Regions from separate parts of the Mus musculus genome. Here region 1 is linked to region 2. A link is a loop called in an ENCODE intact Hi-C map of the cell type or tissue named here. Cell type or tissue: left cerebral cortex. All regions are shown on one strand. Each heading gives the region's core, and the rest is flanking DNA. Links, peaks and the distances in the headings are about the cores only.

Region 1 (7,897 bases), core at 1,327-6,326, 280 kb before region 2:
GTGACCTGTTGTTGTTGTTGTTGTAGTTGTTGTTAGAAGAAAAAAAAAACCTAATTACTCCAAGCTATGTTATGAAGTTTTGGAGGCCAAGAGGTTCCATACAATCTTTTGGTGCAAAACAAAACAGAAACAAACAAAACAACAACAACAAAACTCTGTGTACCAGGAAATGGCAAATCGGAAACATTTCAGTTTGAAAAAGAATCTGGTGTAGAGACAGACGCAGGCTCTGGTTTACTCAGCTAGGCGCCTTGGTAGCTGCTCTGTGAGAAGAGTGGGGTTTGGGTTTCTAAGAGAGAGGCGGTGATACACTGCCTGATACATTGTATCTTTCTCTTCAGCAAATTCATGCCACAGAGCAAATGAGAGCAGCCCAGCTGACCGCTTAGTCTCACACACAAAGCAAAGATGTCCTGCATGAAATCAGTGCCCACGGAGTTCAAACGCACACCTAGCGTTTGCTCCAAGCAATGTGTCCCTCCAACTTCTCCCACGGAGGAGCTTAACAGGCCCAAGCTGTGAAGATGAATTTACAAAACAGCCCGTTCTTTTCTCTAGACGATAATATTAACACACTCAAAAAAAAAAAAAAAAAAAAATCAGTGTCACTTTGGAATTTGAAACAGATACGCCCTCTAGCTGTTAAAGTGACTTTTGTTTATATTGAATCTTATTCCAGAACAAAACTTTAAAAATTAGAAAATAATGTATTCAAACTGTAGAATCTAACTTGGCAGGTTTGATTTAGTTTTAAGATCATGGTTGAATGGTAGTTTCATTTTTACAGAGTTTATATTATCTAAATATAATAAAAGTTTATAGAATCTACCAGAGTAATAGGATTTATAGAATATAAATTCTGTAAAACAGAAAAGATACTTTACAATATTAGAATTTGTAAGTTTTAAACCTTGTAAGAAGTCCTTTTTTAAAATTTAATTTTGATGCCTATGGGTGTTTTGCCAACATGCATTCCTGTGCACTAATGTGTGCAGTACCGTAAGAGGCCAAAAGAGGGCACTGGATCTCCTAGAACTGGAGTTTCAGATGGTTTCAAGCCACCAGGTGGATGCTGGGAATCAAACGTAGGTCCTCTGGAAGAGCTGTGCAGCTGTGCAGTGTGGTGAATTTGTGTGTGTGTGTGTGTGTGTGTGTGTGTGTGTGTGTGTGCAATTGCACATCCTTCTATCTATAAATAACAGGATGCTGTTGTCGCTCAAAAAACGTTCTCTCCTTTCTAGTCAATACTCCTTCTTTACCCTATTTGTGGCTCCCATTCCTGACCCTCTCACTGTAGATTAGATTTACTTATTTCTGAATATCATAACAGTGGAATCTTACATTAATATTTTTTGAGTCTGACTCCATTGGATCAACAAAGATTCCCTTATAGTGCTGCATTAAACAGCTCCTCAGATTTTTTTTTTTTTTAATTGTGGACTAGTATGTTGCTGCATTCAATTTTTCCATCCATTCATTCTCTCACTAATGGAGATCTGGGTTGGTTCTACCGTGGATAGTGTTTCTGACAGATCTTAATGGAGGTGAAGACTGGGCTAGATGGAGATAAGAAATGAACCGATCAGGGAACAGTGGGAGAGAGGGTGGGGTGGGGGCTGGTAAGAGGACCAGGGCACCTGCCCTGACAGTGTCTTCTAGATACGGCAGGATGTGGCACCCATGGAATCTCAACAACATGGTTTCCTAAAGAAGACTTAAATAATGGCTGCAGTCGTTGAAACACTAATGGGGGTGAGGGAAATTTCACAAAGCCCCACCCCTAGATGAAGAACTGTGGGTAGGCAAAGGATTTAGAGGGCGGGAGAATCAGTTTTCTCCAGGTATTAATGGCCTGATAGGTTATCCAGGTCCAAATGGTCAGCCTGAGACACATGCATATGTGAACAACACTAAATGTACTCAGAAGGATGGATGTGTGTGTGTGTGTGTGTGTGTGTGTGTGTGTATGTATGTGTGTGTGTATGTGTGTGTGTGTATATGTGTGTGTGTATGTGTGTGTGTATGTATGTATATAATCATAATGATTATAGAAGATGAAGTCATGAATCTGAGAAGGGATAGAGGAAGGGAGGAGTTGCAGGGAAGAGAGAGAAAGTTGGGTAGAAATGATCTAAAACCAGTGTATTCACGTATGGAAATTCTCAAAACTTATTAAAAGTTTTTTTTTTTTAAAAAAGAAATTAGCTGAGAATTCTAAGTTATCAGCATAGATATTTTTACAAATTGTTGTAGATGCGTTATTGCAAGTTCCTGTCAGAAACAGAACACATCTTTGTTGTACTCTAGAAAGTGTCTGCCTCAGGATTAGTGAGTATCCAGTTCAATCTATTCGGTTCAGTACAGTGATAATGGGTGCACATGCATGCATAGAGTCCCTGATGGGCTTGCTGGCTTTTCTGATGAAAAGGGCTCTTTCCCCCCTGTCTCAGTAAACAATGGCAACCTCTGATGCTTCTCATCGGGGCATGCTACTGAGCAGAAAGCAATAGGAGAAGTGGGTGTCACCCATGCAAATGCCTCACTCAGACAAGAAATTTAACCAATGAGCATTATTTACGATGCACAGCTGCAAAGTCATCCAGGAAGGAACTTATTCAAAGACCTCCTTTGCACACTGTTAGCCAAGGTAAATATTGTAATGACCATATGTTGACTCTTGAATGACACAGGTATTATCTGGATCTGTGCAATTCACCTGTGCTGATAGATTCTTAGAGATCACCTATGTTTTCCTAAAACCTCACCACTTCGCCAGATAAATATATGTTTTCCCTCACATTTCAGAGGAGGAATCAGGTTGAGGGCATTGGGTAAACTCAGCTCATATTCTTAGTATCTAGTGGAGCCAGACTTTGACCTGAGATTGCCACATTCCAATGGCCGTTCATGCTTTTATCCCAAGACAACAATGAGATAGCATAACATGGTTCCTACTTGTAGAAGACATGTAAATGCAGATGACTCTCCCATGATGTTGAAGACCTCAAGTACCTCTGTTCCAAAACACCAGCACACAGACTCCACAGATTTCCATCAGCACAGAGCCCTTTCAAGGAACTTAGGTAGACAACAAAGATGTGTCTGATGTGCTGAGAGTAACAGACTCCAGTGATGTTCTGCGCCACCCCAGCCAAAAACATCTCATTTTTTTGTTTTTTTTCTCTACATTAAAATAGCATTATTTTGATTGTGAGCCTTTTGTCACTGCATTTCAAATGAGACAGCTACTTTAAAAATAGCTTAGAATGGAAGGAAGGTATTTTTAGGTTGGAAACACATGTAGTGACGAGCTCAGATCCCAGTGACAAGGCTTTGTGTATGAGCTTTCTCGATTCATCCCGGGTCTGTAGTAAGAACATCCGTGGAAAAGTCAGCTCCCTTCACAGCATGGCAGCGTCTTCAGGATGTATTGCACAGGTAAGCAGGTGACGGTATGGAGAGCTATCTGAGGGAGATGTTGTTGAGTCCAACGTTTTGCACGTGTCCTGAGAGGACACCGTTTCCATGATTTAAGTATTCAGAACTAAGCGAGGTAACGACAGGTAAGAGCGTTCCATCCGTGGGCAATTACCCTGCTTGGAGACAGTCCAGGTTTCTTCGGAACAGTAGGGGATGATAGAATGATGGAAAGGGGATTCAGGGACGTTTGCACAGCTGTTTTCCAGTGCATGGGAGGAGCCTAGCTATAGCAATGAGTTGTTCACTCAGCTTTGAGATCTTCCTTACACCAGAGGGTCTCGACCTGTGGGCCGCAGCCACTTTAGGGATCCCATATCAGATAGCCTGCATATCAGATATTTACATTACAATTCATAACAGTAGCAAAAGTACATTTATGAGGTAACAACGAAATGATTTTATGGTTGGGGACTATCACAACGTGAGGAAATGTATTAAAGGGTCCCAGCATTAGGAAGGTTAGACTGTATAAAGGGCAGACAAACGAATGGATGTCCACCCTGAGCTGGACACCGTATGCCCTCCTGATCACCTGTCTGGGGAGGTGAGCGGTGGAAACAGGGGCCATCTAAACTAGCATTTGTCTTCTTCAGAGACATGTTATCTGGGTTCTAAAACTTCTCCATAAATGGGTGTTTAATTCCTGTAAGTATTAGGGTTTTACAGCAACGGATCCAATCATTGCCAGCGCTTCAGAGCTATTACCTCAGGGCTTGAGATGATTCAGCGATTGAGAGCACACTGGTTGCTCTCCCTGAGGACCCTGGCTTTATTCTCAGCACCCACATAGCAGCTCACAACCATCCGGAATGCCAGTTTTGAGGGATCTAACACCCTCTTCTGGCCTCTGTGGGCACTGTATGGAAACTGGTACACAGACACGCATACGGTCAAAACACCCAAATACATAAAATAAAAATGGACAAATCTAGAAAAAAGTTAACAACAAAGTATGATCATCTCAATGTAGACAAAGGTGTAGAGAGATAAGGACCTCTCACTGAATAGTGACATCCTTGGGAAGTATAAATGGTAGAACAATTTGGCAAATAGAGAGATAAGGACCTCTCACTGAATAGTGACATCCTTGGGAAGTATAAATGGTAGAACAATTTGGCAAATACTTTGGCAATACATATGAAAATTTACCATTTTAACAAGACCCTTCAATAATTGAAGAATTCTTTTCCTCCTCCTCTTCCTCCTCCTCCTCCATCATCATCATCACTAGCAACATTAATATGTGTGTGAGAGATGGGCACCCATACTCCAGAAATCCTTATGGAGTTTAGGGGGACATCTTTTGGAAAATGGTTCTCTACTTCCACCACGTGGTTCCTAGAGATAGAATTTGGGTTGCCAGGCTAGTCAACAAGTGTACCTTCACCCACCGAGCCAGCTCTCTAGCTCTCCACATTATTTTTGAGAAGAGAGTTTTCACTGAACTTTAAACTCATCTTTTCAGCTAGGCTGCCTAACCAATGAGCTTGAAGGATCTGTTTATCCCCACTGCCCCATCCCCAGCGCTGGGGCTATAGCCATCATGGGTCTTGTTGGGCTGTGAGGGATCTGAACACAGGACTTCAAGCTTACACAGTGAGCACTTCACCCACTGAGCCACTTCCCAAGTTTTATTGCCAGAAGTTTTAGAAATAAGTAACCTGAAGATGAGAGAAGATGTTTTATGGTTGCTTTAGTTCACATTTTGGTGCTTATTGTTGAGTTGGACAGTTTCTCTGTGCACTCTGGCTGTCCGACTTTCTCTTTAGGGAACTGTTAGGTTCTCTGCTCATTTATGGGCTATGACCTCGATGTTATTCATCAGAATTATATAACCTGGCTACATAATGAGGCTGCTGTCCACTTAACTGTAAGATTTTGTATATGATTTAGGCGCCCGACTAATCTTGCCTAACGTTGAACTCAAAGCGAGAAAAATGTCTATGTGGCAAAACCAGAAAACAATAATAGTCCACTTCTGTATTTATGATGGGTCACGAATTGTTACTCAAGAAGAACCGTTAGCTAATTAATTCTCTTACGGGGACTCTGATGCAGTAAATTGGGTCTTTCACAGGAAACCTTAAAATACAGCAATTATTCAACCATGACCCCAGATTTGCCACCATCAGGATGTGTCTCCTACTGTATATCAAATGGAAAATATGAAATCAATTAAAATACATCAGTATGTAACTGATAAGACATATTTTCCCCTGGTCAGCAAAGAATGAGCTGCAGCCTCCCAAATGGTCATTATGTTCACATGCTACATTCTGAAGTCTTGGGCCAGACATAGGAAAGCAGAGACATGCTGGACACCAACTCTAAGATGGACAGCCTGTCAGGGTTTCTACAGATGCCTCCAGAGGCAGCTTCTATCACGTGAAGGATTCTAATGCCCAGGCTGAGTGGGTGACCAAGTGCAGTTGTGCTTAGTTGCTCTGTGATGGACCCAACATCACTTACTTTTTAAAAGCCCAGATCTGTACACTGAATCTAATCCCTAGAGGTAGGGCATATCTTGCCCTCAATAGTTGCTTTAGTTCTTCAATTATAGTGTAAAATGAATGGTGACAGATTGCTTTATTCCTTCTGTGTCAACCGAAACACCCACGGGGTACATAATTCGGTGATCAAAGCCGTAACTGAAGGAAGTTCAGGAAGACTCCAAAAGACAGTCTGATATCTAATTTGCAAAGGCAGAGCATAGAAGGGAAATTAGTGAGCATTTAACTAAAACGTTCGCAGGGGCAGGGACCCATGGTAATAAATAAATGGGATCATTCTAGCTTGAAGAGAGCCACCCGTGGGAGACTGCTGGCTTACATTGGGATCACAGCATTCCATCGACCTAAAAGCAGAGCTGTCTCTGGAATTTCTAGGTCAACAAAAGATGCAGAAGAGATACTGAAGCCTAACAAAGCGAGGGGCTCACAGGCATCCTTGATACGTGGTTAAGAATACTCTAGGCTTACAAATTAAGAGTATCTAAATCTTGACTGCTGTAGCTGTGATAATGATTATTTACACATCATGAAAGACAACTGAGACAAATATCTAAGTAGAATTCCCACAATCACCATGATAAACTATGGGTTTATTCAACTTCACACAGAGAATCTATGTCCAACAGTGTGGGCTCTTATTAAATGTATTCAGTGTATAAATATAATGTAACAGCAGGGAGAAAGATATTTAATCTGTTTTTTTTTTCATATGTTCTGAGAAAGATGTCATTCAACCTCTCCCAGAGGTGAATTACTGAGGACCAAGAAAAAAAAATCCAAATCCATCACAGATTATATTAACCAAACTTTAGACAAGGGACTTTTATTCATCACCTCCCCCTGCCGCCTTTTCATTTCCTTCATTCCCCCAAACAGAAAATGTTTGTAACATGGAAATGACTGGATGGAAGCCTTATCCATCCATGATGCTTTTCCTTCTTCGAAGAAAACTATGAGTCTACCAGAGAGTGTGACGAAGCAGATTAGGAATAGGAGCACATGATTCACCCCGAGTGATTTTAGCGCAGCTCCTTCACCATAATGGAGAAGTAGAAGCCTGTTGCTTTATCTGGGTTTTGCCTTAAGAAGACCCTTGGCTTATCCTTTCTAGATACTTCGTGGCCTTCTGTCCAACTCATATCAGTGATGGGTGTTGTGCCCCACTTGGGACAGGGGTATTTACACAGTTAATGTCGAATTCATATATAGATGTTGTTTAAGTCACTCTCTGGTCGTCTCTTGTCTGTCTGAGCTCTCATGTTCTTGTGAGGTGTGTGTGCTTACATTTCTGAATGTTTCTATAAAACTGCTGACAACTCCTCACCACATTTATTTACAAGGTTCAGGCTCAGGACTTCAGGACTTTCTTAGTTATTTATTCCTAAAGCATTGTTTCTGTGTAAAAGCCCCCTTTTGGTATAAGTGGAGTATATGTAAGCCCATGTTTGTGTGTGTGCATGTGTGTTATATACATTAATAAATTACTTCTATATTATGAGTATTAACTGTCTCTCTCTTTTCCATTCTTTCCCTTTCTGCTACCTATGCCTTTTGCGTAGTTTCTCCTCTCCTGAATTCTACTAGCTTGAGTAGCTTCTAGTTCTTCTTTCCTGATCAGTCCATGAAAATCAGATATTCTGTTGCTATTGTTTTTGTGGCAGTTTTAAAATGTTTTAAAGATCAACTCAAAGTTTACTCTCTAGAGTAAAACAAACAAGGACCTTAGACTCCTCTGTCTCCAGCTCCTGCGTCCCATGGCTGTTGGTGTGTCAACTCTACCTTGCTTTAATGCCTCCCCATCAAAGGCATCATTGTTACCCACTCTTTGCTTGAATGAAAAGATGTATCAACTACTTTCCCACTCAACCCCCTGACTCTTCTGAGCTCTATCTCATTTCAGGAAAATG
Region 2 (7,897 bases), core at 1,435-6,434:
GGCTTAATTTTGCTGCCCTCATAGTAGAGTTACCTATTTCTGCTTATTTTAATGTTGTTGGGTTTTCCCACAATCCCAGGTCATCCCATCCAGGTACTACTGCTGAGGGAAATGGGAAGAGCGGGAAGTTTGCTTATTATCTTAGTTCAAGAGTGCCATCTTCTGTTAATCCACTGAAGCAACGTTTAATTGACACGGGGTGGGGTAGGAAGTGGAGACCTGCTGCCACTGTGGGGCTGTGTTACAGCTCCAAGATCCTTAATTTCTTAATTGCCTCTCTCTGTTTCCAAAACAGTGCATTCCCAGAACTGTCATTCTGTTCATTCCTGCTTGAAAACAGTGGTTCAAATCCTCCCATCGAAGTACCTCTCTCCATCAGGGTAGGATGCTGTTTTTGGAGGAGATGTCTATGGTGTTCTGTCTACCCACAAGCCCTTGTTACCTTCTCTTCCCCTGAAATTCCTGCCAGAATCTGGTCCCATGTGGGCTTTAATTTAGCTCTAGAGGCAGGATTTAAAAAAAAAAAACCTATCCACACACAATTTGAAGCTTGTAGAGTCAAAGTCAAGATGATAGCAAGTGTAAAGGTCCCCTCTGGTTTTTATTCACAATTCTAGAATCAGAAAATACCTCATCCTACGAAAGAAAACAGAGTGCTCCCGTGAGCTAAGCAGACAAGGCTCTTTTGATAGAGAGCAGAAACAAAAGACTTGAATTGCTTTTGTTCTTTGTAAAGGTTAAAATATTCTGGGTCCCCATATCCTTGAAAGAACATATAAAATAATTTAGTTGGGGATGGCAGGCATAGAATTTGACACAAACCGGTTCCACTTTGATTTGGTCTGTTGGGTCTGGAGCAGGAGTGGCTAGGAACTTATTTAAAATAGTGTTTCCCATGCTCCACTATGTTCTCCTTAGGGACAAGTGTGCAAATTCGTTCTCTTTGTTGTTGACCTACCCTTGTTTGTGGTTTTTGGAGGCTATGGGTAGACTTGGGACTAAGAAACCAATGGCAGGAAGGATGTTTTACAGTCTCTCCTCTGTGACTGTGTTTTATCTTTGGAATCCCGCCTTTTTCTGCCTTACATATCTTACATATTGTACGTGTAGTGATGTAGGATTCCTAGGCATATTCTTGGTGAGTTGTTCTTTTAATCATGGGTAACGGTCGCTAGAGCCAGTGATTTTTACATTTTTTTTCCTTTTCCATATCCTATTATTGGAAGAATATATCTCTTGGCTAAGACTTAATTGTGTGTTTATATATTTTTTTGCTTTTATGCTTTCTTTGAAAATAATTTTATGTTAAGTATTAAGGCATATAGATGGACTTTTAAGAAATAGTGTGATATTCAATTTAAGGCCAAAAATATTAAATCCTTCACTATTTTGAGTTGCTAAATTTTTCCTACTTCTTTATTTTCCATCTCCTTCCTTTCTTTCTTTCCTTCTTTCTTCCTTTCTATTAAATTGATCATTTAAATTTTATTTACTGATTTGAAGATTAAATTATTGGACATCTGATTCATTTTATTGTTTTGTTTTGTTTTCTTTTCTTTTGTTTTTGAGACAGGGTTTCTCTGTGTAGCCCTGGCTGTCCTGGAACTCATTCTGTAGACCAGGCTGGCCTTGAACTCTGAAATCTACCTGCCTCTGTCTTCCAAGGGCTGGGTTTAAAGGCATTCACCACCACTGCCCAGCCTGTTTCATTTTGTAATTTTTGTTTATCCCTTGATAATTTCATGTGTTATAGAATTTATCTATACTTCCATCCTCCTCACTCCTCTGGTTCCCACACCATATGTCTACCTTCCACCTTTTCTTCTGCTCTTACTCTTCCTTCTTCCTAATTTTCTATTTTTTTCTAGCAACCCACTGACCACTGGGTCCAGTTAGTACTGCCTGCATACTCACTAAGATAGGTCTATCCACCAGAGCATGGCTAAAGCCCCAAAGAAGAAAAATGACATCCCTCCCCTAACAGCTACCACTTGCCAGTAGCTCTTCTCCTCTTCATGCTGGAATGTTGACTGACTATGCAGGTCTTATGCCAATAACCACAGCTACCTTGAGTTCATAAAAGCAATGACTATGTCATGTCTGGAAGACATTACTCTACACAGAAGTCCTCCCCATCTTCAAAATCTTCAATTCTTTCTGCCCCCCTTTTATGTGATATTTTCTGAGCTTTGAGGTATATGGATGGATATTGATAAGGAACCAATTTAGATCTGAGCACTCAACAGTCACTTATTCTCAGCATTTATGACCAGTTATGAGACTCTACACAGATTGCTTTTTACTGAAAAAGAAGCTTCTCTGACCGAGGTTGAAAGCTGTGCTATTTAAACATAAATTTTGAGAAGATAGTTTGATGACATGCCCAATTATCAGAACAGTACTAAGTTCCCTCCTAGGGCCTTTGACCTCCCCAACCATGGAGTTTTAGTTTTAGGGTTACAGTACCAGGCATGAATTCCCCTCTGTGGAGCAATCCTCAAGTCCAACTGGAAGGCTATTGGTTATTTCCATAACAGTCATGCCACTGTTGCTATGGTAGAGAAGATGGCATTATTGCAGGCAGAGTCCACTGATTGCTTTTCTCTCCCAGTGGTCTACATAGCATCTTCTAGCACTATAAATGCTATCTGGCAGGGAGAAAGTATCCAGGTTAGTTCCTGTTTGATTTCCTTTGTGTCCTTTAACCACTGTTCATTGTGTCTTCAGCAAATTATCTTACCATATAGCCATAGTGGACAACCAAGAGAAATGGCAGTAGTTTGAGTTGTTTTGGGGGGCTCTAATTTAATATGCTATCTCTTCTGGAGGAAGCACTTTTTCCCTCTTACAGGCTACCTATGTTCAGACTTCTTTTTAAACTGTATTTTTAGTTAGTTTACAAAGGAGTAGATTTTCATAAGACTTCTTTCATACAGTCCTAATTTTAGTTGACCCACCCCAACCCCCTCCTCCTCATCTCTTTATCCCCATCTTTACTTAAACCTTTAACGCTAGCATGCCCCTGACCACATCCTGTGACTTTCCTATCACATATGTTCTACTATCTCTTCCCCCTCCTTTTAGGACTTCTCTCCTCTCACGTGAATTTCTAGTTTTGTTCTTTCACTCAGAGGCACTCAAACTCAAGTGTGTATCAGAATTCTCTAGAGGGATTGTTAAACTTCAGAATGCTGAGCCCTGCCCATAGAGATTCTAATTCAGTAAATTGGGATAAGACTCAATTGCAATCATACCCTGGGTTTCACGTCAGCAGATTCAATCAATCTTGGAATGAAAATAATTGAAAGGAAAACAACTCTTGGCTAAACATGTACAGACTTTAAAAAAATAATTATTTCTGAAACAATGAAGTGTCTACGCTACTTAACATTTACAGTATGTTAAGTAGTATAGGCAATCTAGAGGTAACTTACAATGTATAGAAGGATGTGCTTGTGCTATACACACATACAAATGTACAGAAGGCACTTGAGCATCTAGAGTTTGCTATCCACTGTGTCTTCCTCCAAACACAGGAAAGACTGAATTCTCATAACTCTCAAGCTCTCGGGCACTGATGCTGCCAGGAAGCAACACTGAGAAAGCTGGCAGTAGTTGCTGGTTACCACCAAGCTAAATCTTCCACCCAGATCCATTAGCCTGCCTAAATTGGATTTTGTTGTTTTGAACAAAACAACAACAACAACAACAAACAAACAAACACAACAGCAACAAAAAGAAAACCAAGAAAATCTAGATATTTTCTTTGACTATCCATTTCTAAAATATTGCTGGGAACACAAGTACAGTTTCATTTTTATAGAAGAACAAATTATTCTTTACCCAGAATTCTAAATATAGGAACTAGGCTCCTTTTGGCTTGTAACTGGGGTTTGCCTAGTCTCCTTAATGTGCAAGTACAGTGAGCCTAGGATCACTTTGCTTACTCATTACCTATAGTTAAAACTCTGCCCTGGAGGCTTAGGATGTCAGCTCTCTTGGTTTTCATAGTGTGTGTCTTCATCTCCATCACTCTAGAGACTTCCTTTTGAACTGGGCTAGCTTACATTCCCAGTGGAAGACAAACGATTCATCTAGCATTTCTGTATGGTTAGGAGGTAGAGGCTGGGGACAGTCTATGATCTTAGACACCTTGGTATCTATCACAATCTCTTTAGTCATTACCTAGCACAGAATGTGGGGCATGAGGTCAAAGGATTTTTGAGGGAGAAAGTGGATGATAGAATCTGGAGACCACAGAGCACCTAGGATTCAAACATGGGACTTGGTAGCTATAAGTGCTAGGACAGGAGCACATTGCCTTGTGAAGAATTAGAAGTAATTGAAGGAATGCTTGCTGAAGACAGGTAGAACTGTGGAGGGCCTGGGAAGACTGGACTTAAAAAATTTTATCAGTGTCGATCTTTCCTGAAACATATATGTTTCACGCCACTATCTTTCTTTTGGGAGACATTCTTTTTCTGACATCTTGGCTTCTCCTTCCCAGGTGTTTTTCGACAACGTATTCTGAAGATTTCACTCCACAGTATGAATATCCACCACCTGTAAGTACAAGAATCATACTGTAATCCCACCCGTGTATGGGACTCATCACATCTAGTGCATAAGTTACTCTTGGTGAGAAGGGGTTGCTGAGATTTATAATGTCTTATATTTATTAAGAGACACTGTCGGCTTTAAGAATCAATGGGATGTATAATAGCTATGGTTGATTTTGGAAATTAATGGGCATTTTAGGGGAGAAAGTATTACAGTATCTAAGACATATTTATCGCTTTGTTCCTTGTTTGTTTATTGCCTCCACCCTGAATGGGACTTACCCGGAATGAAAACCACCTTCCTATTTACTTTTATCTAATGAGCATATACAAGTATGGGACTTAATTTAGCTCTGAGAAATTGAGCATTGATTTTTTTTGAGGTCCAGTTTATTATAGCTTTGAATGTATTTACATTCTAACAATTAAGCAACAGGACTGGAGGGGAAGCCTCAGTAGTCTGTGAAAAGTGTTGGGTTGACCTCAAGAATGAAGAGTTAGGGAAAGAAAGAAAGAGAGAGAAAGAGAGAGAGGGGGAGAGAGAGAGAGAAGAAGAAGAAGAAGAAGAGGAGGAAGAAGAAGAAGAAGAAGAAGAAGAAGAAGAAGAAGAAGAAGAAGAAGAAGAAGAAGAAGAAGAAGAAGAAAAGAAGAGGAAGAGGAAGAGGAAGAGGAAGAAGAAAAGAAGAAGAAGAAAAAAAGAAGAAGAAGAGGAAGAAGAAAAGAAGAAGAAGAAGAAGAAGAGGAAGAGGAAGAGGAAGAGGAAGAAGAAGAAAAGAAGAAGAAGAAAAGAAGAAGAGAAGAGGAAGAGGAAGAAGAAGAAAAGAAGAAGAAGAAGAAGAAGAAGAAGAAGAAGAAGAAGAAGAAGAAGAAGAAGAAGAAGAGGAGGAGGAGGAGGAGGAGGAGGAGGAGGAGGAGGAGGAGGAGAAGGGGAGGGAAGAAACTATATAACAGAAACAAAATAGATGTGCATTCCTACTAGATTTACCTTATGCATCTTAGCCAGTAAAATAAACAGGGATAAGTAAACAGGATGAATAAATGTTTTCATCCATTCAACACTAACTAGTCAGTACATTGTAAAGGAGAAAAACATACAGATAATTATAGCAACATGACATTTTTAAAAAAGATTTATTTATTGGTTATATGTAAGTACACTGTAGCTGTCTTCAGACACTCCAGAAGAGGGAGTCAGATCTCGTTACGGATGGTTGTGAGCCACCATGTGGTTGCTGGGATTTGAACTCCGGACCTTCAGAAGAGCAGTCCGGTGCTCTTACCCACTGAGCCATCTCACGAGCCCATGAAATACATTTTTGAAGAGAATTTTTCCAAGGTCAATCAAGAAATATTGCAATTTAGACCCAAAGAAACAGACTTTCTAACTTTCAGAGTCACTAGAATCTGGGTTTTCAGGTGACTCATTTGGTCAGCAGAGCATGATAGAAAAGACCTTGTGCTAGCTACTCCATCCTTTGCAGTCCTAAATAACCAGACTACCATTAAAGGGAGAGGCAGGGGATGAAGACTGAAGGGCATGGCTCTTGGCTAAGGCTGGAGTCTAACTGCAGCTTCTGGTTGGTTCCAGCTCCCAAGGAACTCAAGAAGAGGATGGAGCTGTTGAGTTCTTTCATTTGCTTAATAACAACAAAACAAAAGGTCCCAAGAGCTGTATGAAAGAGACAAGACTAGAAAAGTAATTATGAATGAAATGCATATGTTTAATATGACTAAAATCTCCATGGGTTTTGCCTTCTATCAGAATTTAAGATAATAGAAATTATTTGAAAGAACAAATAGAATGAGCAAATAGGAAAAAGTTGTAAAACTGATTCAGCTTTTATCAGTTTAGATAAGAAAAGAATTTATGATGCCACAAATGTTACAATTCTTGCTAACTTTTTCTGTTAAAAAATAACTCTTACTATGTAAAAACAGAAAGTATGATAGCTTGTGGATAGATACATTTAACACATATAGGAACAATTATTGCAAGAAAAATGTTGAAGATCCTACAGAAATGAGCAAAGAACACGTAATGGCAATTTATATGGTAGGAAATACAATTAGCCAAAAAGTAGGAAATATGAGTTAAGATGTTTTGCTAATGAAGTTGGCAATACTTTCACAGATAACGAGTGGGAATAAAGATAGAAGGAGGTGGTTAGTTTTATTTTTTGTTAGGCAGATAATGCATGCTTTCATCCTTCCTGGAAAGAAATTTGTCAGTCTCTATTAGGTTACCACTTAACCCAATAGATCTCCTTTAAGGAAATTTCTTCAAGTAAAAATAATTCAAAATAAGGACAAAACTACAGCCAAATATACTAGCCAGTGTACTATTTATAGTAGCAAAACCTGGAGAGTGTGTCAATATGTAGTATTAGGGATAGTGTCAGTACTTTATAATCATAGGTGGCATTGTTGAGCCTTTACATTGTTCATGAATAGTTCTTAGTAAATCTTCACTGAAGGTTAAAAAAATTAACATAAATGTGTGTATTTCAACAAAACTATATGGAAATATATATATAGAATTTAAAAAACATGGAGAAACTCTCAAAATGTCAGTAAAATTGTCTATTAAAGGTGAAATTGGATGATTTTCTTTACCTTTGTATTTTTTAGAATTTTTTAGTGCAACAAAACATAATAAAAAATTACAGTCCGTATACACATGCAAAAACTTGTTTTTAAAGGCCAGTGAGATGGCTGAATAGGTAGAGACATTAACCACCAAGCCTGCCAACCTAAGTTCATGCCTAAAATCCACCTGGTGGGTGGGGGGAACTGACACGCGAAAGTTGTCCTCTGACATCCATATGCACCATAACACGTGAGTTGCCCATCCAGAATAAAGAAACACACGAAGGAAATGAATACATTATTTCAAAAGAATTTCAGAGCTGGTCCCTTATTTTCACAAGATTTGATTTTATCTTTAAACAAAGTGAAGTTGTGAGGTCTAATTTCATCTCTGTTTCTGTGAAAAAAAAAAAAAATAAACCAAAAGCCCCAGGTTGCAGCCCATCACTGTGGGGGAAGTTACAATGGCAGGAGCTTGAAGGAATTCGTCATATCATACCGTCTCCATTACTCTATTACTGTGATAAGACGCCATGCAAAGGTAGAGTTTATCCGGTGCTGTGTTCCAGAGGGTTAGAGTCTTGAGTACCAAGGTGTGGAGCATGACAGCAGACAGGTGGGCTTGGTTTTGGAGAAGTAGCTGAGAGTTTACATCATCTTGATCCACAAATGTGTTTGTGTATTAGAAAAGGGGGTTGGGAAGAGAGAGGAGAGGTAAGAGAGAGGAGGAAGAGGAGGAGAGGAGAGGGAGG

Evidence for each region. A loop is a pair of places that touch in the nucleus more often than their neighbours do. Peaks named below come from ENCODE experiments on the same cell type or tissue, not always from the same donor. Only the 100,000 strongest peaks of a DNase experiment are listed, where the experiment ranks them.
Region 1: it touches region 2 in a loop (7-fold over the local background); 4 of 42 quality-filtered maps call a loop at or near these places.

What each region holds. Positions count from the first base shown.
Region 1 is chr19:23,851,424-23,859,320 of GRCm38, reverse strand. All of the region lies in intron 1 of Apba1 (amyloid beta (A4) precursor protein binding, family A, member 1), which reads right to left. Among named protein-coding and RNA genes, the nearest start is that of Gm34076, 62 kb to the left of the region's middle. In left cerebral cortex, for the core only: no CTCF peak of the experiment used is centred there; a DNase peak (open chromatin) is centred at 3,294.
Region 2 is chr19:23,569,153-23,577,049 of GRCm38, reverse strand. It overlaps 1700028P14Rik (RIKEN cDNA 1700028P14 gene), which reads left to right. Exons shown (of 6, transcript NM_026188.2): 5 at 4,508-4,565. Among named protein-coding and RNA genes, the nearest start is that of Gm34012, 76 kb to the right of the region's middle. In left cerebral cortex, for the core only: no CTCF peak of the experiment used is centred there; no DNase peak of the experiment used is centred there.